Regions from separate parts of the Homo sapiens genome. Here regions 1 and 2 are each linked to region 3. Evidence: chromatin loops called from intact Hi-C (ENCODE). Cell type or tissue: GM12878. All regions are shown on one strand. Links, peaks and the distances in the headings refer to the core of each region. The heading gives the core; the rest is flanking DNA. Region 1 overlaps GRM8 (glutamate metabotropic receptor 8). Region 2 overlaps GRM8 (glutamate metabotropic receptor 8). Region 3 overlaps GRM8 (glutamate metabotropic receptor 8).

Region 1 (6,640 bases), core at 810-5,809, 140 kb after region 3:
GCAGCAATCATTTAAAATACACTAACAATAATGTAGACATGATGATATTTATGAGTAAGGTCAGACAACCGATTTTAAACAACCTCTTTGATTCTCAGCTTGGCACACAGGAACACAGGATAGATTAAGTATCAAGAATCCCTCCTTGTACCTAGAAAATTCATTCCAAAGATAGTACCTCCATTCCTTCTTCCTCCATCCCTGGACTGTAGAAAGCAGATTCCCCAGCTGGGGCACTCAGCTATTAGTAACCGAAGTACTGCTCATAGAGTACAAGAAATAGTGGCTGAAGTGTGGCAGGCATTCTATAAATGTGGTTCATGTTGTTGCTATAATAACAGCAATTATTACTAATACCTTTGCTATGCCTCCTCACCTGTCCAGTTTGCTCCCTCTAAGTTGGGTTTACTTAGCTCATTGAGACTTCTAAGAACCTGGATGAGACAGGCCTGGATTTGAGGCAAATCAGCACAAAACTTCAGAATCCAGTAATCTCCTCCTTCTCATCCCAAGGAGACTGAAGCCAGGAAAAGGAGCTGATGAGTTCCAATTACCTTTTCAGAAGATAGTTAGAATAGGAATAATCAACTTACTTTACAAAATCAGAAAGTGTATACATCCTCTTTTTTCAAGTATGATGACATGGTTATCCTCCAACACAAGCTCTAACTTTCAAGTTTTTTTTAAAATGACAATGATATTAATAATGATGAATGCTGATGAAAATATTCTACCTTGCCAAATTACTTTGTGGTTCCTTAAAAACCACAAGCTCTACGAATCTCATCATATCCTAATGCATTGCTTTGTACAGACCCAGGAAGGAGACCAGCCTCTATCATTCATCAAAGTGTCCTTCCTAATGCAGTCTACGCTCCCTTCAGAAGTCCATCTGCACACCCATCAGGCTTCCTTCTCACTCCTGTACTATGAAAGTGCTGCCTTCAGTAGACTTTCCCCCCATTTTTCCCATTTAAATATTTATAACTGTAATGCAGCCATGCCCTAGTTCATCAATAGTGATTCTTCTTATATTCAATGAAAAAGAAATGTAGAACATTAGTGAGTTAGAGGTTGGTCTCTCTTGCTACACGCTAATTTGTTTCTTTGACCAGCCTCTGAGCTTGCAGCTCACATCATCCCAACTGTGCCACTTGGAGGGCATGAAGTTTCAAAGAATATCCAGCCCTCTAGGATCCTTTATGTGGTATCCCAGCCAATAATTTGGGGAGAAAAAGTGTTCAATCCTTTTCTCAAATGTACACCAAAATAAATTCTAGATTAATTAACGTTTAAAATAAAGTGTTTAAAAGAAAATAGAGCGCTAATATTTCCCTGCCTTGAGAAAGACTTTTAAGGAATAATATTAGTCAGAAGCCTTAAAAAGAATGATTAATATGTTTAACTGAATAAAAATATAAAACTTGTAAAATATTTTTAAAGCCATGTATTATTAGTACTATTAAAAAGCAAATAAATATCTTGAATAAATATTTGTAATATCTGATGAATAAACATGTAATATTGTATATGGAAAAAGCTGCTTAAAATAAATAAGAAAAATGAGAAATATTTGAAATAAATTTTTAAAATCTAAATGGCCAAGCTTATAAATAGGATATTCAAAAAAGAGGAAACACAATCAACCAATATGCATACGAAAAGTGTTAACCTCCCTTGTATCAAACAAATACAAATCAAAGCCATGCTATAACACCTATTTTTCACCTACTAATGTCCTATATACTGCTAGTGATAGTATAAGTTGATTCCCATTCTCTAGATAACCATTTGCCAACATTTAAAAAAACTTTAAAAATGTGTATATGCTTCATGCCGCAATGCCACTTGTAGAAACATATCTTAATTAGGGGTAGAGGTGACGTCTATTAAAGCAACCAACAATAATGAACATGTATATAATGGAATGCTTTGTGACCATAAAAATTTATGATCTAGATCTATAATTATTAACTTAAAGGTTGTTGTTGATATATTGCTATATCAGAAACAACAAGTTTAATGAATAGTATTTTTCTTATAATTTATTTTGGGTAAAATGAAAATGATGATATGCTTATGTTTGCAGAGGGCACCAAAATAGTATTACTATGTGGCTGGTATTTAATAGCTTATTAATTAAATATTTTCTTTTCTGTATTATATAATTTTCTATAATACGTATGTATTAGTTATTGTAATGCATGTTGGTTAAAAATAAAAATATGTAAATATTTACAATGCAGAGGGGAGGGAGAGGGAGAGAGTCAGCAAACAAAATATTCGGAAGGGGTCCCCTCTCATAGTAAGAAGGTAAGTAGAGAGGGCTCACCCTTTCAGAGCGACTAGTTGCAGAGGGAAGAGAGGCCATAGTGGGTTGTCTGTCTCCTTTGCTTCGAGTCAGATTTTATTGCTTTGTACACTTTCTCAACTATACAAGGAACTATTAATAAAAAGAGTTAAACATCAACATTGCTCACATTGGACTGCCAGCAAGTGAGTTGCCTAATGGTTTATTTAACTAACATAAGTAATGTGTCACTATATTACTGATGCAATATTCTGAAGAACAGTGATAGCTCTACGTTTCCCTTGTTATGTTAGAAGCACTTTTTAAAATTAGCAAATAAAAACTATATATTTATGGTGTACAAAATGATGTTTTGGTATTTCATACATTGTGGAATGGCTAAATGAAGCTATTTCACACATGCGTTACCTCACATATGTATGTCTTTTTTGTGGTTAGAACACTTAAAATATGCTCTATTCTCTTGGCAATTTTCTAGTATACAATATATGGCTTCTAACTGTAGTCAGGGTGATGTACTATAGATGTTTTGAACTTACTTCTCCATATCTAACTTTGTATCCTTTGGCTAATATGTTCCCAATCTCCCTTCTCCCAGACTCTGGTAATCACTATTCTAACTTCCTGCTTCTATGAACTCAACTTTTTAAGATTCCACATAAAAGTGAGATTGTTCAGTATTTGTCTTTCTGTGCCTGGCTTATTTTACTAACCTAAGTGTTCATCAATGGATGAATGGATAAAGAAAACGTGGCATATATACACAAGGGAATGATATTCAGCCTTAAAAAAAAAGGAGCTCCTGTCATTTGAAATAACATAGTTGAGCCTGAAGGGCATTTTGATAAGTGGAATAAGTTAGAAGAACTTTTGAGTGAACCCCACACCTGTGATTTTTCTGGCCAGCCTCTTCGTTTGGCCTTCCAGAATACTCCATCAGAACACATTATCCTAACCATGCCTATTTTCCTTAAGAGCTGCAGCATAAATGGCAGAATCACTAGAAGCCATGCCACAAACTGGAATAAAACCACAAAATTAAAGTTTTAAATTAGGAAAGAAAAATCTTCATCCTTTGGAAGCACAAAGGTCAAAATGCACTGAGAATATCATGGAGACAATGACCACTTGGTTCAAGGAAATGGTGTTCATTCACATAATCACAGCATCATATAAATAAGCTAATAGACTGTGGGCCACAAACCTGGTGAACAGGCATAAATGTACAGGTCGTTCTTAGCAGGATTTACTGACCTTGAAAGTGAGATGGAGGCTGATTTAACAGAGGCAGGTCAAAGAGATCAGTTTCCAAATAGTCACTTATCTATTCGTAAATGAAAATCATCTTTGAATAAATTAGTGATTCTCTTGGTGCCTGTGAGGCCCCAAATTATTCTGGCTTTTCATTGTAAATGTTTTGGGTGTCATGATTTCATTTCCCTTTAAAACACATCCTTTACTAGTAAGGACTTTGGAACCTTGTGTCTGAAGTTCAGAGAAGCTACCAGCAGGTGGCAATATTGGTTTATTGAGTAACATCACAGGTATGTGTGGGCACAGACTGCGGGTAGCTCCATGGATACTCTCCCTAAGATGTCTAGTTTAATTCTTTCAAAATACAAAACTACTTACACAGCCTCCAGCACTTAGTTGAGAGGAGGGAACTCTAATCATAAACGTATATACTTATATAGAAAGGTAATGAGAAGCAAGGTTCTCTTTTCAAATATAAATCAAAGTCAAAAAAAATTATAGGTAGTTTGAGTCTCATGGTTAGCTGTCTTATTATCAATGTTTTCATAAATTCTATAATCAGAGCTTACATTCTTCCACATCCTCAGAGATGATCTTTGCCTTTCTTCCAGTCCTGCACATTCTAGTTATTGTGAGATTTAAGCATTGTTCTATGACTCCACAAACCAAGTAAACAAAGTCCTTAATTATCTCTAAGCAAGGGTGCTGACTACAATGGTCAAGAACTCCAGCCCCAGTATCAAACAGCCATGAATTTAAGTTGTTCACCACTTACTTGGGCAGAGTATTTATTCTCGTTAAACCTAACTGTCTTGCTCTATAACATAGTGTTAAGGATACACCTGCCTCATAGGATTAAATGAGAGATCATGTGTTTAAAGTGCTAAGTTTAAGGCAGTATGCCTGGCACATAGTAAATCGTCACTAATACTATTATCATGACTTAATGCAAGTCCCTGACTGATTGAGTACCTTTTCTTTTGTTTTAATGGTCAGATTTTAAAAATGGAATAGTTAACTTACCATTGCTTGTACACTAATCACAAAAGATGCAGAAGGGTAATTATCAAAGGGATGCACTCTCTCTTCTAAAACTGATTTCAATCTCCTCTCCTAACTGTCCTCTCAGTCTGCACTTTTGCAATTACAGCTCTTATCAATGTTGTATTCCATTGGCCTGATTCACCAGCCCCTTGGCTTTCCCTGCAGCTGTCTGGCAGCTTAGCTTTTTTCCCTTATCTCTACTACTTTAAGGAAAGCTCTTACTTAGCAGGATCACTTCTTTTCGTTATCTTTCCAAATATTCCAAACATAACCAAGATATACTGAAATGACTGCACACAATCATTTTATTTTCTACAAATCCCCTCCAACTCTATCCCGCTTCATTGTCTCATTCCTTTGTTTATTCTTCTGCCATAATTGGCCAGGTCAGGCAGCCAGTTGAAGTAAACATTTTGCCATTAACCTATTGACCGCAGAACTTTCTGTGTGAAAAACCTGGCTTGAGAGCTCCCTCCTCTCCTGTCTCTTCTCTGCATCCTTCTCCCTGCTTCCACCTTTATCTAACAGATGCAGCTTAAAGAAAATCTAGTTATAATTCCACTTCAAGATCCATTCAACGAAGACACCTGCATTTTATCCTCATTAAGGATGTGCTACAAGCTGAAAACATTACAGCCTGAACTACAAATAGTGCCCCTTTCTTTACGGCTGATTACAGCAACTTGGTTGTGGTAGTTGGTATGCCTCTGTATGTTTATAACAAAGGATATGAGATGGAATTAACTACATCTAGCTTCTGTTATGACTTACTCTACCTATGCTGAGGCTTGTTAATAATTTGTAGGACTTTCAGAATCTTAACCAACTCTATCTTGCTCTGCTAGAAACTATTCTACCAGAAACTGCACCCTCCCCTCCAAATAAATAAATCAACAGCAGGGTGAAATTTCTTGCCCAGACTGTGGTCCTCTTACCACTCAATATTCTCCATGAACCTATTCTGACACTTTCCTTCCATCTGAGATGCTGAGTATACCAATCCCAATGGTCAGCCCATAAATAGTAATAGAACTCTAACTCATGATCCCTATAATAATACGCCTAGAAAGCCAAACCGTAACTCCTAAAGAAATTGGCTCAGAAAGGTCAGGACTTGACCTTCTTAATGACTGTCAGCTTCCCTATTTTTTGTCTCCACTCTGCTTTCAACTTGGGACCAATCCAAAAAAGCCAAAAATGATCCCCCAAACCCATCACATAAGATGCCCCACCTCTGGTTAGCCTACCTTCAGCTTCCCCATGGCAATAATGTCCAATCAGAGCACAACTGGAACTATTTAACATGTATGTATTTGTTGAACAAAGCTTCCGCATCCCCCTGCCTGTCTTGGAATTAGGCAAGTGATGGTGGCTGATTCCCTTGCTGTAGCAAGCTGTGTGTGAATACCTCCACTTATTCTGCTTTGAATAGTCTTTGTTATTCCCCCAGTATTACTAGAGGTTCCACTGAGACATGGTCTGCACCACCCACTGTTTCTGTCCCTAGGTTTCAATCAGGTGCAGTACCCATGGATACCTCTTACAGCTTGCTGCTTGTGGCTTGCATCCATGCAGATGTGGAAAGTCAGCATGAGGTCTGAACTCAGCTATCTTTTCACTGAGTCCCTTGGCTGTTTATTCTGTTTGGTACCCAAGTTTTGTTATTGTCTCCCATTTGTTTGACATCCTTGGCAGGCCTTTCCTACTCACCCTCTTTGCTTTATTTCATTCTTCTGTGTCGGACTGTCTGAAAGCGTTTATCATTAGAATGAGAATCCCAGGGTAGAGCACAGGCATGAGTCCTATAAGCCTATAGTTTGAGCTGGTCTCACAGACTTTCGGTTCTCTCCAGACCAGTTTCCATTTGTACAAACTTTGCTGTGAGTCACCAACAAAACTGGACGAGGTCTTTTTTCTATTCTATTTTGTTTTTGGGGTCCTGAAGTTTTGCTTTGATTCAGACAAGAGTTTTGTCCCTGATGTTCAGCCTACTGTGTCCAGAATTGGTGGGTTCTTGGTCTTGCTGACTTC
Region 2 (6,640 bases), core at 603-5,602, 100 kb before region 3:
ATGATAGCTTATCAATCAAAATATAAGCGTACACTTAAACATAAGAGGAAAGCTGAAGGCATTTTGGATTTCCAGTGGCAGGGCAGTTAGTTTCATTACTCACCAAATTGCAAAAGATACAAAATGGGATTTGCTCCCAATGTTCATGGTACTCTTTTGTACTTTATTTTATTTTTCATTTTCAATGCCTATCTTCTGCAAGTACATATTTAATAATGTATCATTGTTTCATATTTGGAAAAATATATTCCAATCTTTTCTCAAAGAAATGAAATTTAAAATGAATTAAGTGCTTCCTAAAATTGTTTAAGCTATTAGTTTCAGTGTAAAGGAACAGAAAATGGCACATCTTTAATTACTAAATGTGTAAATACAGACATAAGATTTTTTTAAATTGTAGATAAAAATAAAAACAAAAAGATAAGTTTTAGAGAAACCAACTCAATAATAAATCAAGCAAAAGGGTAATAAGGGAGGCCAGGTGCAGTGGCTCATGCCTGTAATCCCAGCACTTTGGGAGGCTGAGGTGGGCAGACAGCTTGAGCTAAGAAGTTTGAGACCAGCCAAGATAACATAGCAAGACCCAATTTCTACAAATAATAATAATAATAATAATAATAATTAGCCTGATGTGGTAGCACATGCCTGTAGTTCCAGCTACTCAGGAAGCTGAGGTGGAAGGATTGCTTGAGCCCAGGAGGTTGAGGCTGCAGTGAGTTATGATCGTGCCACTGCACTCCAGCCTGAGTGACAGAATGAAACCCTATTTCAAAAAAACTAAAATTAAAAAGAGTCACAAGGAAGAAAAGAACAAAAGGCAAAGCACATGGTATATAACAAAAACTAGAAATAGTCTGCTTAGAGGAAGAAATGAGATAGAAAGTATAGTTAAACAAAATTATTTTTATAAAAGTTTTCAGAAATAGTTTTTCTTAAATTTTCTGTTTTTGTTTCCAGTCTTTCTTTTTATTGTCATATATGTTATTTTTAGGGCACTAAATTACATAACTTTGTTTCTAATATATTACTAACATCATATGGTTAAGATTTATCATTCTTAAAGAACTTCCTGTTTTGTTTGGCAAATAATAGGATAAATGTAAGAAGAAAAGAGTAAGTTGGAATTTGAGATTCCAATTTGTGGCACAGAAATTCCTCTTTTTAGAATGGAAATGATGGATGTGTTGCCTATAACTCAAAATGAAAATGTGAGAGCAGTAAGAATAAATTATGATGTTAAAACTCAAAGAAACACTTAAAAACAAAACAAAGAACATAAATAAAATTATTTAGAACAGAAACACCAATAGAACAAAACAGACGCAATTTATCTTTTTGATAGATTCATAGAAAGCTTAATCTGGTGCATGTGAATAGGGGAGAGTAAGGTACAATTTATAGTCGATCCCATGACACGGTACTAAGTTAGGTTGCAGAGTGCTCATAGCTGGATGTGAAGAAGCAAACTACGTAAATGATGAAAGGAGATTCCTATTAATTGCTCAGGCCAAGAGACTATCTTCATAGCCTGGGCTAAGGGGTAGGCAGAATAACCAACAGTGTATGGTTAAATTTATCTTGCGTCACTACCAGACAATGCTAAGAACAGCTATAAACTAGAATCCCTGTCTTGTCACACAGAAATATGATCCAAACATAAATCAGATCCATTAATTATTGGAAATGAACAATTACCACAAATACCTGCATTTACTATATTTGTTATATTTCATATTCTTATTAATTTGTCCAGTTATTGTTTATAATTGTTCTTATATCAAATTATTTTTAAAGCAAAACAATTTATTACGAGGGTTTCTGCTATTTGACACTTCAGATCAGTAAATGAAGCACCTACTAGCAGTTTGTTACTGTTGTTCAAACTTTATAGCTCTGTTTAGCTCAGTTTTCTATTCAGTGTTTGTTTACTTGTACAGATGCAAATGCTCACTTTATTCTTCCTAAAATATGTGTGGAATACAAATGCTCTCAGATTGAATCCCTCTTTGAACCACACATTTGAATATTTTCTGCTTAATATTTGCTAATGCCCATGAAAAGAAATTTGATTGACTGTAAAAGGACATATCAAGGAAAACTCATATCTCAGAATACTAAAATGAAGTACAATGACTATCTCTACAAAGCACCAAAAACATCCAGTTGAAATGTGAACATATTCCCAACTCTGAAAAACCAAAAGCAGCTTGAGCACTTTCTTACCCTTACTTCCCCAAATAATAAATTATCTTGGGGTTGGATACATATAGTTGAAGAATTATCCCCTTGTTTAAAGTTACTTGAATGAGAGACAAAATACTTCGTATCCATGAAATGAAATAACTCATGAAAGCAGCTGCATGTTTGAATAATTTCAGTTCTCAAAGTCAGTCAAGCCTTTAAAACTAGTTATTGTTTTGTGTTTTTCATATTAGTACCTACTATTGTAAATCCTCAAACCAAGGCTCAGGGATGACACTACTAGAGTGACAATGGAGAAGCAGTTCTCCTCTTTAAAAAAAAAAAAAAAAAAAAAAAAGTGGGCCAGGTGTGGTAGCTCATGTCTGCAATCTCAGCACTTTGGGAGGCCGAGGTGGGTGGATCACCTGAGGTCAGGAGTTCAAGACCAGCCTGGCCAACATGGTGAAACCCCGTCTCTACTAAAAATACAAAAATTAGCCAGGTGTGGTGGCAGACGCCTGTAATCACAGCTACTCGGGAGGCTGAGGCAGGAGAATTGCTTGAACGCAGGAGGCAGAGGTTGCAGTGAGCTGAGATTGCACCACTGCACTTCAGCCTGGGTGACAGAGCAAGACTCCGTCTTGAAAAAAAGAAAAAAATGTGTCCACAATTTTGATTAGAAAACTTTCCTCTTTTTCACGAGAGAACCTCCAGTCTTGTAAATGTCAGTCATGGTTCAGATTATTTATTTTAAAAAGATGTAATCAAAAGACTCCAAATGTATGTATTTTTGTTCCAAAAATGCATTTTGCCTCTAAAGAGAATGTCAGTTCTATTCCATTGTCTTTAGTTTCTTTCCCTAATCAGATATAAATGAAAGACTTATTCATTGGTGTCCATTGGTGTCTTTAGTTTTATTTGTAATTCATAAAACTACTTGAAAGAAATATGGATATACTATTAAGTATTGTTTTCAAGTAAAGGGCCAAGGAACAGCACAAAGAAGAAACAGAAAGAAAAAGATAAGATAGAGCCCTATTCTTGCTCTGAAAAATGAGCTGCCTGTGGGGAAGCTGCTCCCCTAAAGAAGGGATCAGGGATATCTTCCTGTGATATTCACTGGAATACTGTCTCCCAACAGACACTGGCAAGTGCAGAAGACCTCACACTGCCTTGCTGGCGATTTTCTCCTCAATAGAGTATATTTAAGAAGAAAACTTTGAAATCTTAAAAGAGAGCAAAGGCAGCGGTATTAGGGTAAGACTGGATAATGCTCTGGATCCATTACCATAAGGATAGCAAATAACAAAGAAAAGTAAAATGTATCTGACAGAGACGGGCTCAGGTGCTCAGTTACCACCTTGGAATCACTCTTGGTCCATCCTTACTGTCTCTGTACATTTTTCTCGCACACCAGCACAGGGCACTTCTTTGCTGCTTCTGTTTCCATCTTGCCAGGATCCATCTTCACTTTTGTGACAATCTTCCTTTCAGTTTTAGTAAAACAACCACAAGTGGCGATCGTAAGAAATTTCTGGAAATTCCCCATTGTTGCTGTACAACACTTCCTATTATAAAATTCACTGTGAGTAAAGAATTAAAATATGAAATTCTAGCTAATACCAATGTAATGAGTAGCTCTAAAAAAGTTTTAATGTTTTCTTAGTAAGATCTTTTTATTCATTCATTGTCATATCTTATTCATCTTTGCATGCTCAGAATTTGGGCAAACTGTAAAAATAGAAATATGGCAACATATGTGTATGACAAAGTACGTATATATGTATGTGTATATTGACAAAGTATGTGTATATGTATGTATATTATATATATACACTATATATATGTGCTTGCTAGGCACATGGTGAATACCAAAAAGTAATATAAAGATGTACTTTAAGTTTGTTTTAAACTATAAATTATAAAGGAATTCTGGTTTCACAAAATAATAAATCAGAAGAGAATAATTTTTAGAATTAAAATTAACATAAATTCATACTAACATATGGCATCTGTTACTGGATTTGAAGAATTTTCACAGATCACATTTATAAGGTACATTTCAACAAATTTATAATTCACTGTCATAAAGCAACTTGAGTAAGCTCAGGGTTAAAAAGGTGGAAGGGTAGGATCAAAATTCTAGGTAGCATTTATGATTTGTGGTAGGTTAGCAGAGAGTTAAGTACATGTAAGTACCACAGTGAAGAGCAAAAATGGCTAATAGCTTACAACTGTGTACCAAGTATAGTTCAGAGTTCTTTTTATGTATTTCTTTATTAATCTTAAAACATCCCTATTGATATCATAATTGTACAATTGAAGAAAATTACACAAAGTGAGAAAATCTAATTTGCCAAGGGCCATGTGTATATACATGTATATATACACATAAAGTAAGTGGCAAAGCTGTCCTCAATCTAGGTAGCTTAACCACAAAGCCACCCTCTCAACCTCTGTATGCCTCTGTATGCTGTTTCCAGGACCTTCCAGATGCCAAAATCCATGGATTCTGAAGTCTTTTATATAAGATGGTGTAATATTTGCTTATAACCTACATGCATCCTACTGTATACTTGAAATCATCTCTAGGTTAATTACAATGCCTCATACAATGTAAATTCTACGAAGATAGTTTTTATACTGCATTTTTTAGGGAATAATGATGAGAAAAAAAAGTCTTTACATGTTTAGCACAGACACAACCATTCCTTTTTTTTCTGAATATTTTCAACCTGTGGTTGACTGAATCCACAGATGTGGAACCTGCAGATACCAAGGGCTGACTGTACCTAAATGGCCTGTACAAAGAGCAATAAGTCATCATTCAATATCAAAAGTGGTAAGGAATCAGGAAAACAAAGATACATTGCAAAGACCAAAGTAGTGAATCTAACCAAAGACCAGGAATAGTTTAGGAATCAGGAATTCAAGAATCAAGCTAGGTGGAGCAATAGCAGCTACAATTAGTGAAGAGAGAGACGGGTACTGATGCAAAGCACCCTCACATGTGTTTTTCCAGAGCAAATCATGGCTTATAAGTGGTGTGAGTAATGTGCATAGGGAAATGGGCTCCAGATGGCTGGAAAGTCAGAACAAGTTTGATACTGATCTTGAAGGAAGTGTCAGCTACTGGTAATCTTTTGCTTTTTTTTTTTTTTTTTTTTAAGGCAGACCTTTGCTCTACGGCCCAGGCTGGAGTGCAGTGGTGCGATCTCGGCTCACTGCAACCTCCGCCTCCTGGGTTCAAGTGATTCTCATGCCTCAGCCTCATTCTCATCCCAGCCTGTAATCTAGGAGCTGGGATTACAGGCATGTACCACCACACCAGGCCAATTTTTGCATTTTTAGTAGAGACAGGGTTTCATCATGTTACTCCGACTGGTCTCAAACTACTGACCTCAAGTGATCCACCCACCTCGGCCTCTCAAAGTGCTGGGATTACAGGCATACGCCACCACACTGAGCCAGCTACTGGTAATTTTGACACTAGTTGGTAAGCTGTTAGCGCTCTCCAACTTTAACAAACAGATTCAAACCTCGTCTCAATTACTGTTGTGCTGGATAATTCTTGAATAGATCACATTGTCTTGTGCAACAGTTCCTTCTAAAACACCTTTGAGATGGCTTAACAACTTATACTGGGAAAAAAGTGGTGGACAGTGTGTTTAGAATCAGAACTAAAAAATGCTCAATTGATTCTGTAAGTCCTTCCACCTGTAAATCTGAGTATGAATTGGAACTTTCAGGAATCCACCTGGTATGAATGTAAACTATTACTTTAAATTGGAACTGAAAATTTCAATTGTAGGCTCGATGTAAGAATAGTGAGTTTACTGCCTTTGAAACTCACCCATGTCTCCATTTGCAACTGGATATATTTTCTCTTTGAAATTCTCTTCAATCACTCTCCAGTCCTGAATAGCAGCATCAGTAATTGTGTCAACAGACATGATCATTTTATGATCTGAGAAAGCTGGACTGACAAATGCATCGCCACTTGAAATCTAACCTAAAGATAGAAACCTGCATTGTAGAGCAGAAGGCTAAGCTGTACTTACATAACAGCAGCAACACTTACAACCTGTGCTGCCTTTGCTTTATTTTTTAAAGGCATGACCGATTTTCTATTTCAGATGACAGAATATTAAAATGTTGGGCAGTGATGTTTTCAAATCCACATAATTTTTAGTCTATATCAGTGATAATATAAGTCACTGATTTTTTAACCGGAAGTCAGGTTAGCAGCAAGATTTCTAATTATAACTCATTGCTAATATTTCATATGGCTTATAAAACCTATGAATAACATTGATTTATGTAATGGAAACTCAGAAAAGAATAGAGAAAATTATATAAAAATTACTGTATTCTTGGATCAGAAATTCTAGAAAGATGTTTGTTTATATTTTGAGATTTCAAGCAGCAGGGGGGAATGCTTTTAGTCAGCCTTCTATTG
Region 3 (6,640 bases), core at 1,052-6,051:
TATTCAAGAAAAAAATTACTATGCCATTGAAAAAATTCAGGAAGAGCCACAGGGAACTAATGCAAATAATCATTGACTGGAGGAAATGTCTCTGGCAAATGCAAGAAGTGACCCAAAGAAACAGAACTGAGAAAATTTGGCCAGAAAAGTAAAAAAAGAACATACATAAAATGGATGGTACAACATTGCTTTTATTTTTCAGGAAGAAAATGTGATTGATTCTGCGTAAAGGTGCTTTTCATAACTTTTATATTGTCATAAAGACAATAATAATATCCTTAGCTCTTCATATTCCTTTGCCAGTCTATCATTCACTCATGTTTTCAATGTAATATTCAGAACCCACTGTATCAGATCATCTGGTTGAGTTCCATACCACCATCTTCTCTATCCACTTATCCTATGAGATCCCAGTTGCATCCCATAATCTTTTTAAATATAATGGAAAATTTAAAACATTTCATCTGATATAGTTTGACTCTGTATCCCCACCTAAATCTCATCTCGAATTATCATCCCCATGTGTTGAGGGAGAGATCTGATGGGAGGTGATTGCATTATGGTCTTTCTCTCTCTCTCTCTCTCTCTGTTGCTGTCTCTCTCTCTCAGTCTCAGTATCTTTATAGCAGTGTTAAAACGGACTAATAAATCATCCTTCTTGGTCTCAACTACTGGTCATTCATCTTAAACCATGCTTATCTCTGATGGATACTATCTAGAAATAAACACATGAGATGACATTTTCTTGGATATCTCATTACAAACATATTAGGCATCTGAATCAGTATTATTGTTTTAATTTATCAAATAATGTCCAAAATTATGATGGAAACAAAATAGCTGGTCCAAATCTAAAGAAGATATTTTACTTGCTTAATCACAAGGATTATTTAAAACATCCACATGTGGTTTAACTGACTCCCAAGGTAGATACATTTCCAAAGCATGACACAAGGGAAAGATATAGCATTAAAATCACATTCCAGGGTACCTATATTTATAGAAACACACAGAAAATGGGCTAATCTTTGCACTTTCTCCTATTGAGAGAAATAGATATTCTACTCAACCCTTTCTTCATAGCTGGTAATGTAACATAAATAATAAAATTTATCTTAAATTGCCTACCAATCATCAAATTCAGGGAACTGTCCACTGAACTTTTAGTATTGGCTTTCCATTTGTTGGGGAGGGGAAGAGTGGGGTTACAAATTATAGACTAGAAATAATAACAATAAAATAATTCCAAGGGGCATTAAATGCCAGAGTTCTGGGGATTTGGAGATTGGGGTAAGATAACTAGAGTAACTTGCTGACTGTGCCCCACACATCCTTTCCTTCTGGTAGTCAAAACAGTGAGAAATGTGAAGGAGGGGCTTAGGCAAAAGCCAGCCTTGACGGCCTGGGGCATCTTATTGGCATTTGAATTGGTGAGAGAGCTAACAGTTTCCACTCCTCCTCATGTTATTTTGGAAGCAAGACCTACCAAACAGGCCAGGCACAGTGGCTCACTCCTGTAAACCTAGCACTTTGGGAGGCCAAGGCGGGCGGATCGCAAGGTCAGGAGATCGAGACCAACCTGACCAACATGGTTTCTACTAAAAATACAAAAATTAGCCAGGTTTGGTGGCACGTGCCTGTAATCCCAAGCTGCTCAGGAGGCTGAGGCAGGAGAATCGCTTGAACCTGGGAGGCGGAAGCTGCAGTGAGCCGAGATTGTGCCACTGCACTCTAGCCTAGATGACAAAGCAAGACTCTGTCTCAAAAATAAAAAAATAAAAAAACAAAAGACCTACCAAACAGAACCACAGCCACTAAAAGAAGATCAGAGTTAACAGTTGGACAGAGAGGGGTTATTTCTGCATGTTGGAGATGCTTGTGTTCACAGAGTAGCTGTGTTTATCATTAATAATAATAATAATAAAAAGTTATGCCTCTCATCAGTAAGCATAGCCTTTAAAAGCTAGGCATATTCAGGGAAACAAATTCATCCACTTCTGACATCGGTTGCAGGGTCTTACCTCTGGCAACAGATTAATGCATTAGCAAGGAACCCAAATGAAAAGTGCTTATGTAGACAGCACAATGGCTGTGATTTAGTAATGTTCGTACAGCAATTTATATTTACTGAGTGCTACAATGGTTTCTATTATTTATTCTTCAAGAGAAATCCATGAGGTACTGTCTTCATTTTTTTAGGTGAGGAAAATAAGGCATAGGGAAATTAATATGGAATCACAGAGATCAAGTCAGGTTGTGCCTGTACACACAAAAATAACCTTTTAGAAAGGAAAAATGAGCTTAAGTTACGAGATCAAGTCAGGTTGTGCCTGTACACACAAAAATAACCTTTTAGAAAGGAAAAATGAGCTTAAGTTACTTGCTTGACATTAAATATTACATTGGTGCAAAAGTAATTGTGGTTTTTAATTGTGGTGAAAACCGCAAATACTCTTGTACCAACCTAATAGAGCAGTGGACACTGACATATTTTCTTAGCAGTAAAAACAACCCCCCCCCAAAAAAGTCACATACAATTCCAATTTACAAACAAGATAACAATTACACAGCATTAGTAAACCAAATATAAATTTCTAACGTTTACTAATTATTAGGGCAATCAATGCTTTAGGAACATAAACTTTGAAATCAGAGGGCATGTATAATAGTTCCAAGCTTCTATCACTCTCAGCTTCTGTGAATTTCAGAACTTCTGAACTCCAGAGTCTGCAGGCTTTAGGAAGAAAGTGTTTGCCTAAACATAACAGGTCAAAAGTATAAATTCAGTAAAACTACTTTGTTTGCATAAACCTAATGACATAGTGTGTATGCTGGGAATGTACTTGAACCTTTGAATTCAGTTGTTTAATTAGTGAGCTATTGTGGTGGGGGTGGAGTGAGTGGGGAAACCCACAGAGGAGGAGCCTCCGCTGAGTGATTTAAAGCGTGCAGGAAAGAAGGCCTGTGGCCTGTGTATGCATAGGGGGAGCTCCTCCCTAATCCTCATTATAGATTTGTGTTCTCTAAAGCCGGAAACGACAAACTAAAATTAAGTAAAGAGATGCTAACGGTTATATTAATTTTTAAAGAAGAAACAACAGCCTGCAGCTGATGATGTGTTGGCTGGAATGGCCTGAGCCGCTGGGAAAGAATTTAATGGAACTAGAGCTTTTAAAAGTCATATGAGTTCAAAAGGGGAAACAGGAAAAATAAATAAAGAGAAGTAGGCAGAAAGAACAGGTGAGATTCAGCTGAGTGAAGTTGATGGCATAACATATGCTGAGGCCACACATTTCCAACAACAGTCCATCAGCCATGAGCTGAGTTATGGCTCCCAGAGTCATGGAAAGCAGTTCTGAACAGAAGCTAAATGTTGGTGAACTCAAATTCCAAAAAGAATAAAGTCATGCTTCTCCAGAGACCAAAGAGAAGATAAAGAAAATGGCCTGGCCTTATACTTGAGGGAGAAAGCAAAATGATTTACAAAGAACAGAACTAGTGATTGGAACCAATGAGTAGGACTGGATGAGCAGAGAATAGGATCTAAAACTGGCAGTCTTGGAAGGAGCCTAAGAGAGCATCGAATCCAAGAAGTTTGGGGATGATAAATGTGAGGCACATGTATCACCTGTTATCTATGTCCACAGTCCACTCAATACTGCAACCTGGTCCAAGATGAATCCTGTGGCATTGGGTTTATCTGTTAACAGTTTATAAGAAGACCACATTCTAGATCAACTGGAGCAAAATACTTCAACTTTTTACACCAGGGAACCAGGGATGATGTATGTGCTCTAAGGAACTGGAATGGAGGAATATACTTTATGTAAAGAAGGAAGACCAGAAATCCCAATATTAGATTGGAAAAAAAATCCTCTTCGTCTTCTGCCGGGCCCGCCCAGCAGACCCTGGCCAAATGACAGATGAAAAAACGTACACAGACACAGGTGTTTTGCCTGGCCGCGCGGCTAGGGGACCGAGCCACTCACAGACATCAAGGAGGATGCCGTAAAGAGTCACAGAGGCCGCAGCCTTGACAAGCGGCCGCTACAGTCATTTATTCAGTACAGATATAAAGACAAAGGCCTTGAGGCAACACACTTGTAGGTAATTAATATGGTTGCGCCCCGCCCCCCGCCCCGCCCCCAGGTTCAGAGGCCTAAGTAAACTAACTTACCTTGATCAATTCTCTTACACTTCCTTGTTATCTACTCTTAGAGAATTCAGCTGCCTTCAGCCCAATCCTTTCCCAAAGCTTCTGCAAAACCTCCCAGCCTTCCAGGAATGTTTCCATCTTTCTATAATTTTTCCCACCACCCTGACCGATCTCCTACAATCTCCAAAATTGTGAAATAGAAAATCAAGCTATTACAAGTGGCAGGGGGAACCTACCTGTGGTGGCATTTCTGTTAAATAATAATGTGTACGTGATTGAGCTTTGTAAACTAAAAATAACTAGAAAAGGGAAGTGATGCTCTGGAGTGGCTTTAGATTTGAGTGTTTACTTCACTATACATACATATTTTTTTCCTAAATACAAATATGATACGTCCATTTAGAATATTTGGAAAACAGAAGTGAAAGATTTTTTAAAGAGAGAGAGAAATATTCAACCATAATAAGCCTTCCACTTAGAACTGATCACTGTTAACAATTTGGTGCACTACATACTAGTATTTAATTCATATGCAGATCTGTGCCTTGTTTATAAATAAAAGTGAGACCCTTTTCCTTTCTTTTTACTTGGCAATACATTGTGTGCTTTGCCATTTCATTTTATTCTTAAAACATTAAAGACTGCATTAAATTCTACTGCTTTTCATCAATTCTCTAAAGTTAAAAACTTAGGTCTTTGTATTTCCACTATTTCAAATAAAAGTGTGGATTGATATCCTTGATTTTGTTTGCATTTATTTGTGTGCTAGTAAGACTAATCATTTTTCATGTTTTGGGCCATTTACACTTCTTTTGTATATTGGTTTCATGTTACTGTCCATTTTTTTCCTAGAGTATTAAGCTTTTTAAAAGACCTCTTTACATTAAATATATTAATCCATCCTCTGTCATATACATTTAAAATATCATTGATTTGTCTTATTTCATTTAAGGTATTTTCTTCAAGAGGGGAGGCCTTTAGTTTTTATGTAGCTAAATTTTTTCCTTCATGGCTTTTGTTTTTGGTGACAAGTTTTGAAAGATCTCTGTGCTGCAACTACATATACATATTCAGCAGTAGTTCCATTTAGTTCTTTTAACGAGCATTGTTTAAAAGCGTGGGGACTGGAAGCCATTCCTAACACTGACCTTAATCTTATGATCTATTCTGCCTCCACTGATCTATGATTAATCTGATCTGTGCTTTAATTTCTTTATCATAAAACTAATAAGTAGTACTAGTATTTGCCTCACAGAGCAGTTAAAAGTAGTAAACTGGATAATCTATATAAAGTGCAAGGCATAATATCTGGCACATAATAAATAATAAATGCTAGGGATTATTTAACTCCCTAATATCTACGAACATTATTTTAGAGACTATGATACAAATAAATCTAAGTTTAATTTTCTCCAAATTTGTGCCAACACTATATTTTGAATAAAACATATTGTGTCTCACTAATTTTATATGCCACTTCTATTATATACTAAATGATTACAGGTGTTTGGATACATGTCTACACTTTTTATTGAAGTCTACTGATTTCCCTGGCTAGTAATATAAGTCTACTACAATATTAAAATCAGTATGGCTGAATAATATTTTAATTACTTTTAGTGCAATTATCCGTCCTTAATTATTCTTTTCTCAGAAAATACCCCTGACTAATCAGGCTGCCAAAACTTCTGGTTAAAGTTCCAAGAGGGAATTAACAAAAGTATATGAAACTGTCATTCTTATAACGAGCACTACCTTTAAATATTTTTTGGGAAAGTCCAAGGTGAACTTTTCTGCCCAAATTATATTTCACACCAATCACTTCCTAGTTTCTGTCCAGTAAAGTATAAATGTATAAGGGTCAGTATCAACTGTCAAAACAAATCAGGTTTTTCGACTGAACTCATTGAGATAGAGAATAGAAGGTTACCAGAGACTGGGAAGGGTAGTAAGAGAGATGGCATGGAGAGGAGGTGGGGATGGTTAATGGGTTAAAAAAATAGTTAGAAAGAATGAATAAGACATAGTATTTGATAGCACAACAGGGTGACTATAGTCAACAATGACTTAATTTACATTTTACTAACATTTTACTAAAAGAGTGTAATCGGATTGTTTGTAACACAAAGTGTAAACATAAACACTTGAACGGATGGATACATCATTTCCCATGATGTGATTATTATGCACTGCATGCCTGTATCAAAACATCTCATGTACCCCATAAGTATATATACCTACAATATACCTACACAAATTAAAACTTAAAAAAATCTCTTTATTTTCTTGTAAATGATCTTTATTGAATTTGAATTTTTATATCTTCTAATATAAAACATATGTTTTAAAAAACTCAGGTTTCTAAGTGTACCCTTGTAAAACATTTAAAGGCCAAAAGGAGAATACATTGTACCTTCTAAATCACTTTCTAAACCCAGCCCTGGGACCCTCAGGACTCCACTCATTACAGGATGGGGGTCAGCC

Evidence for each region. Hi-C counts contacts between places; a loop is a spot of excess contacts. Peaks named below come from ENCODE experiments on the same cell type or tissue, not always from the same donor. Only the 100,000 strongest peaks of a DNase experiment are listed, where the experiment ranks them.
Region 1: it touches region 3 in a loop (2.2-fold over the local background); 1 of 110 quality-filtered maps calls a loop at or near these places.
Region 2: a loop joins it to region 3, with 2.5 times the contacts of the local background. A loop is called at or near these places in 1 of 110 quality-filtered maps.

The regions. Positions count from the first base shown.
Region 1 is chr7:126,799,439-126,806,078 of GRCh38, forward strand. All of the region lies in intron 6 of GRM8 (glutamate metabotropic receptor 8), which reads right to left. Among named protein-coding and RNA genes, the nearest start is that of MIR592, 260 kb to the right of the region's middle. In GM12878, for the core only: a CTCF peak has its summit at 3,825 (motif pointing right); a DNase peak (open chromatin) is centred at 3,833.
Region 2 is chr7:126,553,823-126,560,462 of GRCh38, forward strand. All of the region lies in intron 8 of GRM8 (glutamate metabotropic receptor 8), which reads right to left. Among named protein-coding and RNA genes, the nearest start is that of MIR592, 500 kb to the right of the region's middle. In GM12878, for the core only: no CTCF peak of the experiment used is centred there; a DNase peak (open chromatin) is centred at 3,647; H3K27ac peaks cover 667 bases.
Region 3 is chr7:126,654,905-126,661,544 of GRCh38, forward strand. All of the region lies in intron 7 of GRM8 (glutamate metabotropic receptor 8), which reads right to left. Among named protein-coding and RNA genes, the nearest start is that of MIR592, 400 kb to the right of the region's middle. RefSeq lists enhancers at 2,698-2,767, 3,078-3,127, 3,308-3,357. In GM12878, for the core only: no CTCF peak of the experiment used is centred there; DNase peaks (open chromatin) are centred at 2,937 and 4,437; H3K4me3 peaks cover 777 bases; H3K27ac peaks cover 4,043 bases.